2 separate regions of the Mus musculus genome follow, and region 1 is linked to region 2. Evidence: chromatin contacts called from ENCODE Hi-C or POLR2A ChIA-PET data. All regions are on one chromosome and are shown on one strand. Each heading gives the region's core, a stretch centred on a gene start or an enhancer-like site at or near the end of the contact. The rest is flanking DNA. Distances are from core to core; before and after follow the strand shown.

Region 1 (6,442 bases), core at 125-2,624, 36 kb before region 2:
AATTGGTGTCCTAGGTTTTGAGTTATAGTTTTTCTCTCTAAGTGAACTACAAAGATTTCAGCATATAAATTAAGGTGGACTTAGCGTATTTTGAAGGGACATTAATTTGATAACTAGACAGATCATTATCCGGTTTTGTTTATGTAATTTAGTATCCAGAAATTCAAAGACTTTGGGCAACTTTTCCATAGTAACCAGATTTGAGTACCAACTCCAGCTGAGTGCTGTGATGGGAATTGTTCACCCTCTCAGAGACTCAGTTTCCTGAAAAGATAACTTCCCTTGTAGCATGGTCCAGGAAATTCCTTGAAATAATGCGGGCAGGTGTTAATTACAAACACTTTGTAAGGGAAGATAGAACCGCCATCTTGGGTGATCTAAAACTGCTTCTAGGACCAGGGACATTATAGAACCTCAATAGAATCGAGTGTTTTTTTCTGAAGCCATCTCCCAGTTGGCTGTCATCTGTTATATACAGTGCCTCCCTGGGCTGTGCTCCTCTCTCAGGCGGTTGCTCCTGTTTCCTCTTGTAGCTCTGTTGGTTTTTTGATGAATGGTTCAAGGAGCTGCTATTACTGGTCTATGGACCAGAGGTTGTTAAATCCCTTTCTTAGGGAGCCCATACCCAGTGACAGTGGCTGACACAGTTGTGTCACCTGGCCAGTAACATGAGCACAGAGGCACGCTGGACCTCCACAGGCCTGTGTGTTTGGTGTGGAGTAGAGATCACTGAGGGTAATCAAGTGTGTAGTAATTTATGTGGAATTGGGTTTAGACTACATAAAGTTAGCAAGCACTGAACATTTCCCCCCCAACCCCCCCACAGGCCCTAACCACTCATATGTAAAGTAGGGGTGAAAACAAACAGTACACCCCTCCCTGGAAGGGCCACTGTGCTGATCAATAGAACAGTGGATGTCAGTACGGTACTTGGCATATGTTCAGTGTCCATTAGACGGGGATTCCTGCTCTGACTACTGTATGTAGTTGCTCTCTCTCCCAGTGCAGGGCTCTGGGACAGGTGTACTCTAAACCAAAGTGTCCATCACATTGAGAGGGAAAAAATAGTTCACCGGAAGAGGTAGTGGAGTTGCCGGTTGAAAAGGAAGAAATGTCTGACAGAGGCGCGGTTCACAGATCAGCCTAAATCAGGAGCCCTCCTGATTGCCAGGTGTGAGTCATCACTTCAGTCCTGTTCCAGGATTCAGCGTGTACAGGAAGTGCGCACAGCCCAGTACCGAAGCACCAGTGAGGTTCAAGGTACATGCTTCCTGCTTCCTGCCAAGGGTAGGAGGAGCTGGCAGTACCAGAGACTGTGCTGATTGAAAGGCCAGGTTTGTTGAGGGTTAGCTTTCCTTTCCTGGTGAGTCTCTGGACAGCAGGTGTATCACTTCCTGTCCCCTCCCTTCCTCCTCCTTTCCTGGCACAAGCCATTTCCCCATGGATATGTAGAGGCCATGGTCTGGTTAGCTGCGTTTGAGAACTGGGGGTGTCTGGAAGGGTAGCTGCATACACAAGCCTTCTCAGCCGCTCACTTCAGCAGGACAGCTCTGGGGATGGGTCCTTTATAAAGGACTCCCTCCCTCTTCTTGAGATCTGTTTGGCTGACAGGCAAGCTAAGGACGAGAAGGACTTACTTCATCAACTGTTCTAGTAGCCCTGTCAGGATGTGACCTCAGGCTGTGTCACTTGTCTGGGTAAATGCATTCCAGTGTCAAGAAACTTGCCAGCCACTCTTCTTGATGAGCCCCACGTTCTGTTTGTCCTTCTGTTGGGACGAGGAACTTGGTTGCACATCTGACCAGTAAACGGAATGTTAGGTGAGAATGCAGTCCAAGACGTTGTGATCCTTCTGAATATCTGGTGTCCAGCAGTGTATTAAGTGACCCGGGAGCCAAAAGGCTTGGACATCACTGCAGGCTTCCTCTGCCTCTCGGGAAAGTCCTTCCCCTGGGCTTGGAAGACTCCCTAGTGAGATGCTCTTTTAGATATCAAGGCAGCCTCTTCTAAAGTTTCTCCAGCTACTGTGTGTGCACATGCTCCTAGTTTGTCCTTCATGGCTTCCTAGATGCTACATTTCCTAGGCAGCCTTCTCTGGCTACTTCCCCGAACCCTGCACAACTGGATGAAGAGCTCTGAGCCTGACCCTGGGAGCAAGCTCTCATGCATTTGCCCTTTTGCAGGCCTGTGTCCCTGTAGGGCATTAAGGCCCAGCGGTCAAGGGTCATGACCTAATCTATGGAATGTGCTCAGTAAATACTTGTTGAGGGAAAGAAAAGGTTAAAAAAAAAATCTGAGCAGACCTAGAAGAGTTTATGATATTGACTGGGGAACCAGCCCTGTTCTCATGTAATTATAATGCAAAAGAGAGACAACAGTCTATCCTGGAAGTTCAAGATGGGAAGACATAATAAGCATAGGAGGAGAAAGGTGATTCAAAGTAGCATATTGTGTGTGTGTGTGTGTTTGTGTATGTGAGTGTGTGTAAGTGTGAGTGAATGTGTGTATGAGTGTGTGTGTGTGTGTGAGTGAGTGTGTGTGTGAGTGTGTGTTTGTGTGTGAATGTGTATATGAGTGTGTATGAGTGTGTGAGTGAGTGTGTGTGTGAGTGTGTGTGTTTGTGTGTGAGAGTGTGTGTGTGAGTGTGCGTGTGTGCTTATGTGCTTATGTGTGAATGTGTGTGTGTGTGTGTGTGTTTGTGTGTGAATGTGTGTATGAGTGTGTATGAGTGTGTGTGAGTGAGTGTGTGTGAGTGTGTGAGTGAGTGAGTGTGTGTGTGTGTGTGTGTGTGTGTGTGTGTGTGTGTGTGTGTAGTTTAAGTATTAGGGAGTTTTCCCATAGATACAGCAGATTGTACTTGCTAGTCAAAGGCCGGAAGGTAGGAGGTACAATGTGTATGTGTGTATGGAGAAAGATGTGGTCCTAGATTCAGCAAGCTTTGGATGCACTTGTGAGTTGGTAGATCAGTGGGAACTTGCCAGGGGGCTGGGACCACAGCTTGGCCAGTGCCTGTTTGTGCCTCCAGCATTCACCATACCTCATAAGAGCATGGATGCTGTCTTCCTCACTGTTCCCTAGCCATTGACAGTCAGTTCCTGCTCTGCTGCATTCCTTCCCCTGGGTCACCTGTCCATATCCCCACTTAATGGATAGGTGAACTCCTACGGAAGATGCTTTGAAGTCTCAGTCATTTCTACTCTCAGAACGCTTTCACGCTGGGCCAGCTGCTTATTTTTAGGTTTGTTTTCTCTGAACACCAGAAGGGGTAAATCAGTGCCAGGGTCTCTAGGGAGGCAGGGGGAACATTGGTCTCCAGGTTCTGGTTCTGGCTCTGCTGTCAGCCCGCTGAGTGTCTGTGGATGAGTCACATCTCCTTCCCTAAAACTTCCTTGTTCCTAAACAAAAGATGCTGACGTGGGAACTGAGCTTCCTTTCCGCTGTGGTATTCTGTGATGAAGTGAGGAACCCATGTGAATTTCAGTCGATGAGAAAGAACACACAGTGTTTAAAGTATGGGCTTTATTATAGACCCACAGAGCTTCGCTGTTGAAAAACAAACACCTCTTTGCTTGGGTTTTTTTTTTTTTTTTCTTTTGAGTGATGACTTTGTTGACTGGACAAAAGCACACATAGGTACACTGAAAACACCCAGGAGATCAGGATTAACTGGCAAGTTCTCGGATTCTGTCTGGCATAGTGTGGGCTTAGCATGTCGCGCAGCTCATCTAGAAAGGAAAGGAGGAGATTGGGTGCGAGCGCTCAGCCAATAGCGTCACCAAGCATTTACTGCACCTCTCCAAGAGAGAAGCAGTTTGCGAACAGGTATCTGGATTTGTGTATAAGAGGGCTTGACATTGGGGAGATGCCGCATTGAATTTCTAAGTTAAATCAGGCATCCCTGTGGTCCCATAACTCAGGAGGGAGAGGCAGAAGGGTCAGGGAAAGGAGAGGTGCAACTTGGCTAAAGAAAGAAATATGTGCTTTGGTAAGCATGTGGGAACTAAACAGTCCCCAGAAAGATGCAAACAATGCCAGGGCCCTGGCTGGAGAGTGGGGATCAGGAAAGGAAGGGAAGAGTGAGGTAAAACCTGTAGGAACAAAAGGGAAGTGAGAAGTATTAATAGTGGGAAACCAAGACCAGAAGTTGCAGCGTTCATCCCTGCTGTGGTGCCAGAAGAAATGGGCGGCCTCTGTAGAGATCAGGTGTCCGCAGCAGAGCACTGAAAGGCGACCTTCCCTCCACACTCCCTGAATGATCGGCTCGGTGGTTGTGAAGTTTCCCTCTGACAGGGCACCTAAAGGACCGAGGACAGGGGCAAATGCACAGAACTTAGAGTCCAGGAAACAGATGGCCAGATAGGCTGGAGAGAGCACACTTAGCAGAGACCACGTAATGGAGACTCAGCTCTGGCAGGGCCTGTTGTGTGCTGCTGGAGAAGCAGGAAAGGCGAAAGATGCCTTTCTACCCCGAGAAGAACATGGCAGCTGGGGGCTGGGAGGGAAAGCTAGGGCACGGGAGACTCATTTTGCTTGGGTTGTGTAAATGAAGAATTTAGGAATTCGCAGACTAACAAGATGTCTCAGTAGGTAACAGAGGCAAAGAAAAAGAAAATTAGAAAACATGGGGTTTGTACTCGACACACTAATGTCTCTTTTTATTTTCTTTTGTTATGAAGAAAAAAAAAGCGTGAGGTACACTGGAAAGGTCCTCAGTTTTCTTCACACCTAAGCCACGAAACCGCCATCTCTCCTAATAGGACAGAGATGAGCAAGGTGGACAAAGTGTGATGTGAGAAGACTGAGTGTTCCTGACTGTTGGGAACAGATTGAAATTCTAAGGAAGTCCACGTGTTGTCCCACGGGTGCTCTCAAAGGAGATTGAGTATAAGCAGCGGGGGGTCCCAAAGACTTGTCAGGAACTCGCTTTATGTTGAAATCGCCACCTTTTTCCTGTTGGATGTTATAGGAGAACTCGGGGGAACCAGACGCCCCTTTGCTGGTTCTCTGGAAGTTTCCTGGAACAGAAATGCAGGAGTGGTCCTCTAGGCTTCCCCTGCTCCCAGAGTTGCCTATGTTCCACATACAATCAATCGTGTATCACTATCCTTGGGCAATAGCTCACCTCCAGAGTTTACAGAAAGGAGCTTTGCGTCTATGTCTGGAGGCTGCGATCTGACAAGCAGAGGGGCTGCCTCCTACGAGCTGTGTTGGTGCTACCTGTTTCTAATTATTGATTCATAAGATGGCCACACTCTAGTCATAGAGCTAGGGCTGAATATGATGGTATTTGTGTTGGAATTTGAAATCTTTGTTCAGAAGACGGTCAGTATCAGAGCCCGTCTGGGAACCCAGATTATTCATTGTCCCCTTAGGAGGCCAGTGTGGGTTGCATAATGTGAGGGTAAATCTGAGGAGGCACAGGGTACGACTTAACTAGATCAATGTCATCTCAGAGACTCAGGGGCAGTGGCCTATCAGTGGAATAGTTGATTCCTTATGGCCGTGTGGGGATCCAGACCGCACAGGGACTGGGTATCTATCCCACGCGCCCCTCCGGGGTCTCTAGCTCCTGTGCAGCTTATTTTGGACTTTCGACTTTGGCACCCCCAGAGTTGGATGCTTAGTAACTCCAGGAGCACCAGGCGCTTTCTGGGTCCCCCGGGGATTAACAGCTCCAGGGAAGCCGAGGTCAGATTTCTGACAGACTCCAAGCTGAAGACAGACAACAGGGAAACAGCAAGGACACACAGCGCATTTTTAGGGGAAACGGAAAGAACACTGTTTCATACGAGTCCAGAGAAAGCGGTTTCTGGATCAGCAACAAGCTCCTGCACCTCTAGTGGGGAGGAGAAGGGGGTGCAGTGTGTGCTTGCTTGAGTGTGTGCACACACATGCCTTGCGCCTTGGACTGCTTGCTGTTTTTCCAGGCACATGGGAAGCTGGAATGTGACTCCAGAATCCAAGATGTACGTAGCGTGAGCTCATACTCCCTTTATTCTTAGCACCAGCCGGGTCCCGATGAGAACATGTATCTACTCTTAGGTTAAGGAAGGACAGACTTTGAAACTCTGAGGGAGGGCACTGCCAGTAGAAGGGAAATGTGAAGCACACAGGCAGTTTAAAATGTCCTAGCGGCCATAGTGAAAACAGAACATACGAGTTAATTTTAATAATGCATGCTGTTTCACCCAATATAGTAAAAAGATTATTTAATGATCTATTTTAACATCTTTTTATTTTGAACCAGGGTTTTGAGAACCAGTGTCTGTTTTTCAGTCGTAGCACATTTCACTTCATCCTCGGAGCTCACGTGCTCACGGCACAGGCTCAGAGGAGGAACTGCAGAGATAGTGTTAGAAAGCAGGACAGGAAAAAACAAGAACATGTGCCTAGAGGGAGAAAGCCCTCTGAGGATAAACAGCCTTCCAAGTGATGGGCTGAT
Region 2 (6,372 bases), core at 1,693-4,192:
CAGAAGAGGGCATCAGATCCCATTACAGATGGTTGTAAGCCACCATGTGGTTGCTGGGAATTGAACTCAGGACCTTTGGAAGAGCAGTCAGTGCTCTTAACCATTGAGCAATCTATCTCTCCAGCCCGTGTCCTTCATTTTTAAACTTTAAAAAAAAAAAAACATTGGTTACTGAATGTAGTTATTCTTACATATAAACATGGTTATACACAGTCAGGCATGGTGGCCTTTGCATGAAATCCTAGCACATGGGAGGCAAGGGACAGGCAAATCTCTACAAGTTCAAGGCTAGCATTGCTATACAGTGAAACTCTGTCTCGGAAAACTAACCACATGGTTCAGAAAGATGGATCCACTGGGTACATTTAGGCCTTTGTCATCACATCTGATCACTGAGTGTAAATCCCGAAACCTACAAGACAGAAGGAGAGAAATGACTCCCATAACTTGTTCTCTGACCTTCACAGGCAGGCTGTGATGTGTACATGGTTCTCTGTCTCTGTCTCTGTCTCTGTCTCTGTCTCTGTCTCTGTCTCTGTCTCTGTCTCTGTCTCTGTCTCTCTCTCTCTCTCTCACACACACACACCACACACACACAAATAAAATTCATAATAAATTGCTATTTGAGTTGCTGACTTGAGTTTCACAAGAAATCGTGCAATTAAAGTAATTAATGTTTGTCTGGGATGAGAACAGAATTCTCAACACTTTCTGAAGTGTCCCAAGGTACACCCCTGTCATTCTGTCCTATGCCACCATGCAAAGTGGAGTTCTTGGCACTGACAATCATAAAACCAAAATATCAATCAACTCTGAAAAAAAAAGACGAAGCTACTCTTATGTCCTACCATATCAAATATTCAGTCAGGACTTAATTCTTTATGTAACAATAAAGACAAACATATCTAATTCATGAGTAGCAGGTAAATTTGCTTTTGTCGTTAAGAGGTAGTAAAATTATGTGTTTACCAAAGAGCAGTTTTAAAAAGGTTTTGTGTGTGTGTGTGTGTGTGTGTGTATGTTCCTGTGTGTGGGTGCAGTATGTACGTGTGTGCATGAACACGTGTGTGGAGGTCAGAGGACAACCTTAGTGTCATTCCTCAGGTATCTCCCACCTTTTGTCTGAGGCAGGGTCTTTTACTGCCCCAGGACTTTACCAAGCAAACTAAACCAGCTGACCTGATGACCTCTGATCCTGCAGTAGCTGGAATTTCAGATGCCTGCCCCTGAGCTCAGTCTTCCACAGGAGTTTTGGGGTCAAATTCAGGTTCCTGCTCATTTAAGTCAAACACCTTAGTGACTGAGTTATGGCCCCAATCCTTTTTATAAAAGGTTTATTTATTTATTTATTTATTTATTTGATGTATCTGAGTACACCATTGCTCTCTTCAGACACACATCAGGTCCCATTCCAGATGGTTGTGAGCCACCATGTGGTTGCTGGGATTTGAACTCGTGACCTTTGGAATAGGCAGTCAGTGCTCTTACCCGCTGAGCCATCTCTCCAGCCCAAGAAGGGGTTTTAAAAGTTCTAGAAAACAGGAATGACCTTGATTTCTAAAAATGAGCAATTCATTGGCCGTCACAGGCCTTTGTGTTGGGTGAGGGACAAGATGATCCTTTCATATGTAAATCTGTGCAGAGACCCGCAAAAGATTGGCCAGGACCGCGGGGGGTCGCGAGGAGCTGCACTTTTCACAAATCCATTCAACCTGTGTCCAGCTTCCCGAATGAATGGGAACCAGGAAAACCACGAGGGGGTCAGTGGTCCTAAGGTTGGCTAATGTATTACATCCATCATGAGATTATTCTAGGCGGGGAACACCGCAGTGAGCTGTTTGCAAGATAAAAACCCGTCAGGTCTTGAAACTAGCGCTTAGGAATGTGGGTAGGACAAACTAATAAGTAAACTATAGACTACACAGGGATGGGCAGAGAATTAAGGCAGTGGAAGTTAAAGGGGGTCTAGAGGGGATGTTTAAATGGCTCTCAGAAATGGCCTTAACCAGAAGATGGTATCTGCAAGAAACCCTTGAGTTATCTGGGGGAAGGATACACGTGATGGCAAAGCTCTGAGTAGGAGGCCAGTGTGGTCAAAGTTGGAGACAGATTACAGCAGATTCAAGTCGTTCTTGGAGTGGCCTTAGAGGCATTTAAAGGGTTGGATTTTTACTCAGGGTGAAGAAGCATCAGTGGACAGCATGAGTTGTGGTTTAATCTGTTTTGAGAACTTATTTTGGGGGCAGCTCACAGAAGAAACTGATAGGGAGCTTTGAACCCTGGAATTTCCATTCACCGCTTTCCCGGCATTGGTCCACCCCGGACTTCATGATGGAATTGTTGGGAACGTCAGAATTCACCTACCTTCAATTTCAACTCCAGCCAGGAGGAAAGGTTTCTAGGAACTTCGTAGAGCCTAATTATAACCCCCTGACTACCCCCCCCCCCAACCGTTATAGTCCCATTAGCATTGGAAAGCTTCCAGGGTGGCCCAAGGAGCCTGGAAAATGATTCAGTAGCAACCCCGAGTTGTTGCGTAGCCTTAGGGGTGCTTTATAATCTCGGGCAGCCTCAATGACTTTATCTCTAAAATGGGACTAGAGATAAAGCGCCTAATTGCGTCAGGTGAGATCACTTGAAAGCGCCTCTTAAACGGCTCTGCGGTTTCCAAAAGTGTAAACCGCTCTGACCTCGCTCAATCCTTTTCGACTTTTTGCAAAGCACAACGCGTGGGTTTGTAAGGTCTGCTGTAGGTGGGGACAAGGCTTAGGTCTCACCTAGCTTTCATGCCGGGTTGGGAGCAGCAAGAAGGCTGTGGGTAGGGCGGGAGGAGGTGCGGGCGGAGGTTCGGGGCTGCTGGGCGGAGTTGAAGAGCCTAACTCCCGGATTAGAGTCTGGCGAGGTCCTGCGGGCCCGCTGGGAGTGGAGGCGCGGGCCGGGCGGGGCTGCAGCGACGCGGCCGGGGCGGATCTGTCCCCGCCCTCGCTCGCGACCCCGCCCGTCCCAGGATCTCCCAACTCCCGCCGCGCGCTCTTTCTCCGACAGCTGCTCCGGGAGCCCCGCGCGCCGTGCAGTTCTGTGCCTTGCCTGTCTGTCCCTTCCGATTGTGCCTAGCGATGACCACCCAGCAGATTGTTCTCCAGGGCCCGGGTCCCTGGGGTTTCCGCCTCGTGGGCGGCAAGGACTTCGAACAACCTCTCGCCATTTCCCGGGTAAGAGCGTCTTGGGACGCGCGTGGGAACGGGGTGGTTTCGTAGGGTGGCGGCGCGCTGCGTCCCTATGGAGGTCGGGGTGACTGGAGCTCCGAGGGGATCGCGGTGGGGCGCATCCAGGTGCGCCATTCGCCGAGCGCTCTGTGCCATCTGCCACCCCGTCCCAACCGCCGCGCTCCGGGGCAAGCGGGCTCGGTGCGCGCTGAGTCAAGGCCAAAGACAGTTTTCTTTCTGCGCCCCGGAAGCGTGGCGCGGCGCGGCAAGCAGACAAGCTTTGTGCCTGGGCGTGGAGACCTGGGGCTCCGCAGACCCTGTGCGCCAAGAGTTAACACTCCTTGCTCTTCACAGTGAAAGAGTTGGGGAGAGCTAATCGGAAGCAATAGAAAGTCCTGGAAGGTGAATGGAGTACAGAAAAGTTCCCTGGAAGGCGAATGGGATTCGTTCAGCTAACAACCGAAACAACAATTTTACACTCTTCGGATATGACCCGTGGCTGGCTCTCGGTTCTGTAAAGCCTTTCACAGGAAACACTGGAGTTGGGAAATAACCCCAGATAAACCTCCGTAGTCTCTCCCTGTCTAAGGTGGTTAGATCACCTTTCTGCCCTCCAGGTTATTCGCGATAAGGCCATTTCCTTTTGGGGAAGCGCACTAACGGTGTGTGGTGGTGATGATTGAAAACTTCTTGGTTGGGTCTTATCTGTGGGAGGGCGGGTGGCTCAATCGCAGACTGCTAGACCCGTGGCCCGTAATTGAAATGCAACCCCCTGTTAGACTCAGGCTCGGTATTTGGAAGTCCACACTTTGGCTATGTGATTTGGGCCAAACACAAGGAATATGTCCCACTGAGAGTCAATACTTTAGATTTTTAGTCCTTTCATATAGGTGTGTGTGTGTGTGTGTGCGTGTGTGCGCGCGCGCGCGCGCGCGCGTGACTCCGCTGGGCCCCGGGGGTGTTACTAAATATCTTTTAATTAAGGAGATAGAAAAACCTCAGGGATGCCTGACCTAGAGGGACCACATTCCATTCTTTTGTACACTTGTCTGCTGAAGCTAACCTTAAACTTGCTCCTCCAGTCTTGTAAATGTGTCTTTTTTTTTTTTTTTTTTTTTTTTTTAAATCTCAGAGGGATTCTGGGATGGAAATGGAAGTGAAAGATCCCAGTGGGTCCTTTTGACTTATGGCTATGCCTCCAGCAGCTGAAGGACTTAGGTGGAAGTTGTGGAATCATCCAGCCACCTCTTGGCTTTTCTGACAACCACAGTGGCTGTCACTCAGGCTTTCTTACAGGTGGGCCTGGCCTAGAAAGGGGCTCTTTGACCAGCCGACTCCAAATGAGCAGGCAGCCCAGTTTTAAGACTTGGGTCTTCCACATGCCCATCTTGTCTTCCAGAAATTTCTTTGTTATTGGAAATGTGAGCTGTTTTCTCAGCCTCCCACCAACCTTTTCAAGCCTGGGAGCTATGCCTTCATCAATATGGGCCTCTTACCCTAAGTCTGGCTGGCCCAGGACTGCACCCGACTGTGCCTGCCTAGTGTATCCTGGCAGGCAGACTACACATGCTTGCCCATGGAGGGCACAGCCTCTGCACATTTAGAGTTAGTTACCTCATAGTCCAGTTGTTCTCCGTCTTTGTGTCTATAATTAACCTGTCAACCTTCCCCACTTCTGAGAAACTTTCTTTTTAAGCAGGGGAGGCTGTATTGGCAATCTGTTGAAAGGATAGTCGTGACTTGTCATTTTGGCTGCTTCTAAAAAGGCTTAATGCCAGCTGGGAGTATAGCTCAGTGATGCACTCGGCACGGTGTAGAAATGAAGTTGGCCTGAAGTAGAAAGCACATTGCTTTGGATCTTCCTGAATTAATTAATTTAATTTAATTAATTAATTTTAACTTCTTCCTTCCTTCCTTCCTTCCTTCCTCCCTCCCTCCTTCCCCCTCTCTCTTTCTTTCCTTCTTTCTTTCCTTCTTTCCTTCTTTCTTTCTTCCTTTCCTTCTCTCCTTCCTTTCCTTCTTTCCTTTCTTTCTTTCTTTCTTTCTTTCTTTCTTTCTTTCTTTCTTTCTTTCTTTTTCTCTCTTACATAGAGTCTCATGTATCTCAAAATGGCTTTTAACTCTATATATAGCCAAGGCTGACTTTGATCTTCTGATCTTGTCTCTCATCTCCTGAGGATTGAACCCAGACATCATGTATGAAAGGCAAGCAGTCTACCAATAATGCTACATCCCTAGCCCCTGATTAACGTATTTTTTTTTTTACACTTTATACTCATGTTGAATGAACAGATATCTGTGCCCGTGCAAACTCCTCAGACCTGAGAGGATACAGCTCTGGAGGGAAGCTAATCTTCACTATGACTTCGGCAAGCATTTTAATTGAAAACTGAAAGTGACTCAGAAACACCGTGACTCACTATCACTTGTGATAGTGGCTATAATTTACCTTCACCTTATGCCTTAGGGATGAGAAAGTGATTATCATAAAGAGATGACTGTAGCATGGGTGTCTAGGAGCTAGTGTTGTCTGGAGTCAAGTTCTTATCCAAGCTCTACCTAAGGTGAGCACCCAGAGTGAGTGTATATTTTTTTTAATCACAGCAGTAGGGTAACAGCAGCCCTTGGCTACCAGTTGAAGAATGTAGAGTGCTCTGTAAACAGTGAATAATGGTGAGGTGTGAGCGTTGGTAAAGAGCTCTGCCCTCCTTCGGCCCGGTGTGTGCTCCATTTATCATCCTGGACAGGTACAGTTTGCTAGTATGTTTCTTTTGTGTAAGTAGACTTTCAGTCTCCACACCAAAGCAAGCCATAAAATTAGGCAGGTAGTGAGGAGTGCCTCTTACTTAAATAACCATGTTTGCTTCCTCTTGCATGAATTATTCTGGCATCGGCTCCAGGCTTTTGTAAAAGTGCTAAAACAGAATAGAACTCCAGAGTTGTGTGTATTGGAGATACTTGGTTTTTTGTTTTTTGTTTTTTGTTTTTTTCTAGATGCGTGTTCACTGATTATAAAATGAACACCTGTACAGTCACACCCTGATCAGGATATATGATGACGGTATATAGAAGCTTGGTGATGTAGTCCTGTCCTGACATCCAGTAATTAACTACTCTGTGTTTTTCTTCATAGTTTTACTGATGAAATAGGCACCCGAAACACTAG

The links. Hi-C counts contacts between places; a loop is a spot of excess contacts on that map. ChIA-PET counts read pairs that join two places held with the same protein, here RNA polymerase II (POLR2A).
Region 1: a loop to region 2 is called in a map of heart, with 3 times the contacts of the local background. The contact joins the enhancer-like site here to the promoter of Pdlim1 in region 2. A Hi-C loop is called at or near these places in 3 of 37 maps with a recorded cell type or tissue (all heart). POLR2A ChIA-PET finds 5 or more read pairs at or near these places in 1 of 5 experiments (embryonic stem cell).

What each region holds. Positions count from the first base shown.
Region 1 is chr19:40,302,588-40,309,029 of GRCm38, reverse strand. All of the region lies in intron 26 of Sorbs1 (sorbin and SH3 domain containing 1), which reads left to right. A930028N01Rik (a long non-coding RNA gene) reads right to left here. Exons shown (of 2, transcript XR_386702.4): 2 at 3,244-6,442. Among named protein-coding and RNA genes, the nearest start is that of A930028N01Rik, 8.9 kb to the right of the region's middle. Within about 2 kb of position 1,374, at least 1 of the 3 ENCODE cell types and tissues checked has a DNase peak (open chromatin) inside an H3K27ac peak, as active enhancers do; it is heart, where a contact is called at or near this core.
Region 2 is chr19:40,268,186-40,274,557 of GRCm38, reverse strand. It overlaps Pdlim1 (PDZ and LIM domain 1 (elfin)), which reads left to right and starts at 2,942. Exons shown (of 7, transcript NM_016861.4): 1 at 2,942-3,212. The coding sequence starts at 3,117. It overlaps Gm41845 (a long non-coding RNA gene), which reads right to left and starts at 2,992. Exons shown (of 3, transcript XR_877853.2): 1 at 2,778-2,992; 2 at 331-412; 3 at 104-145.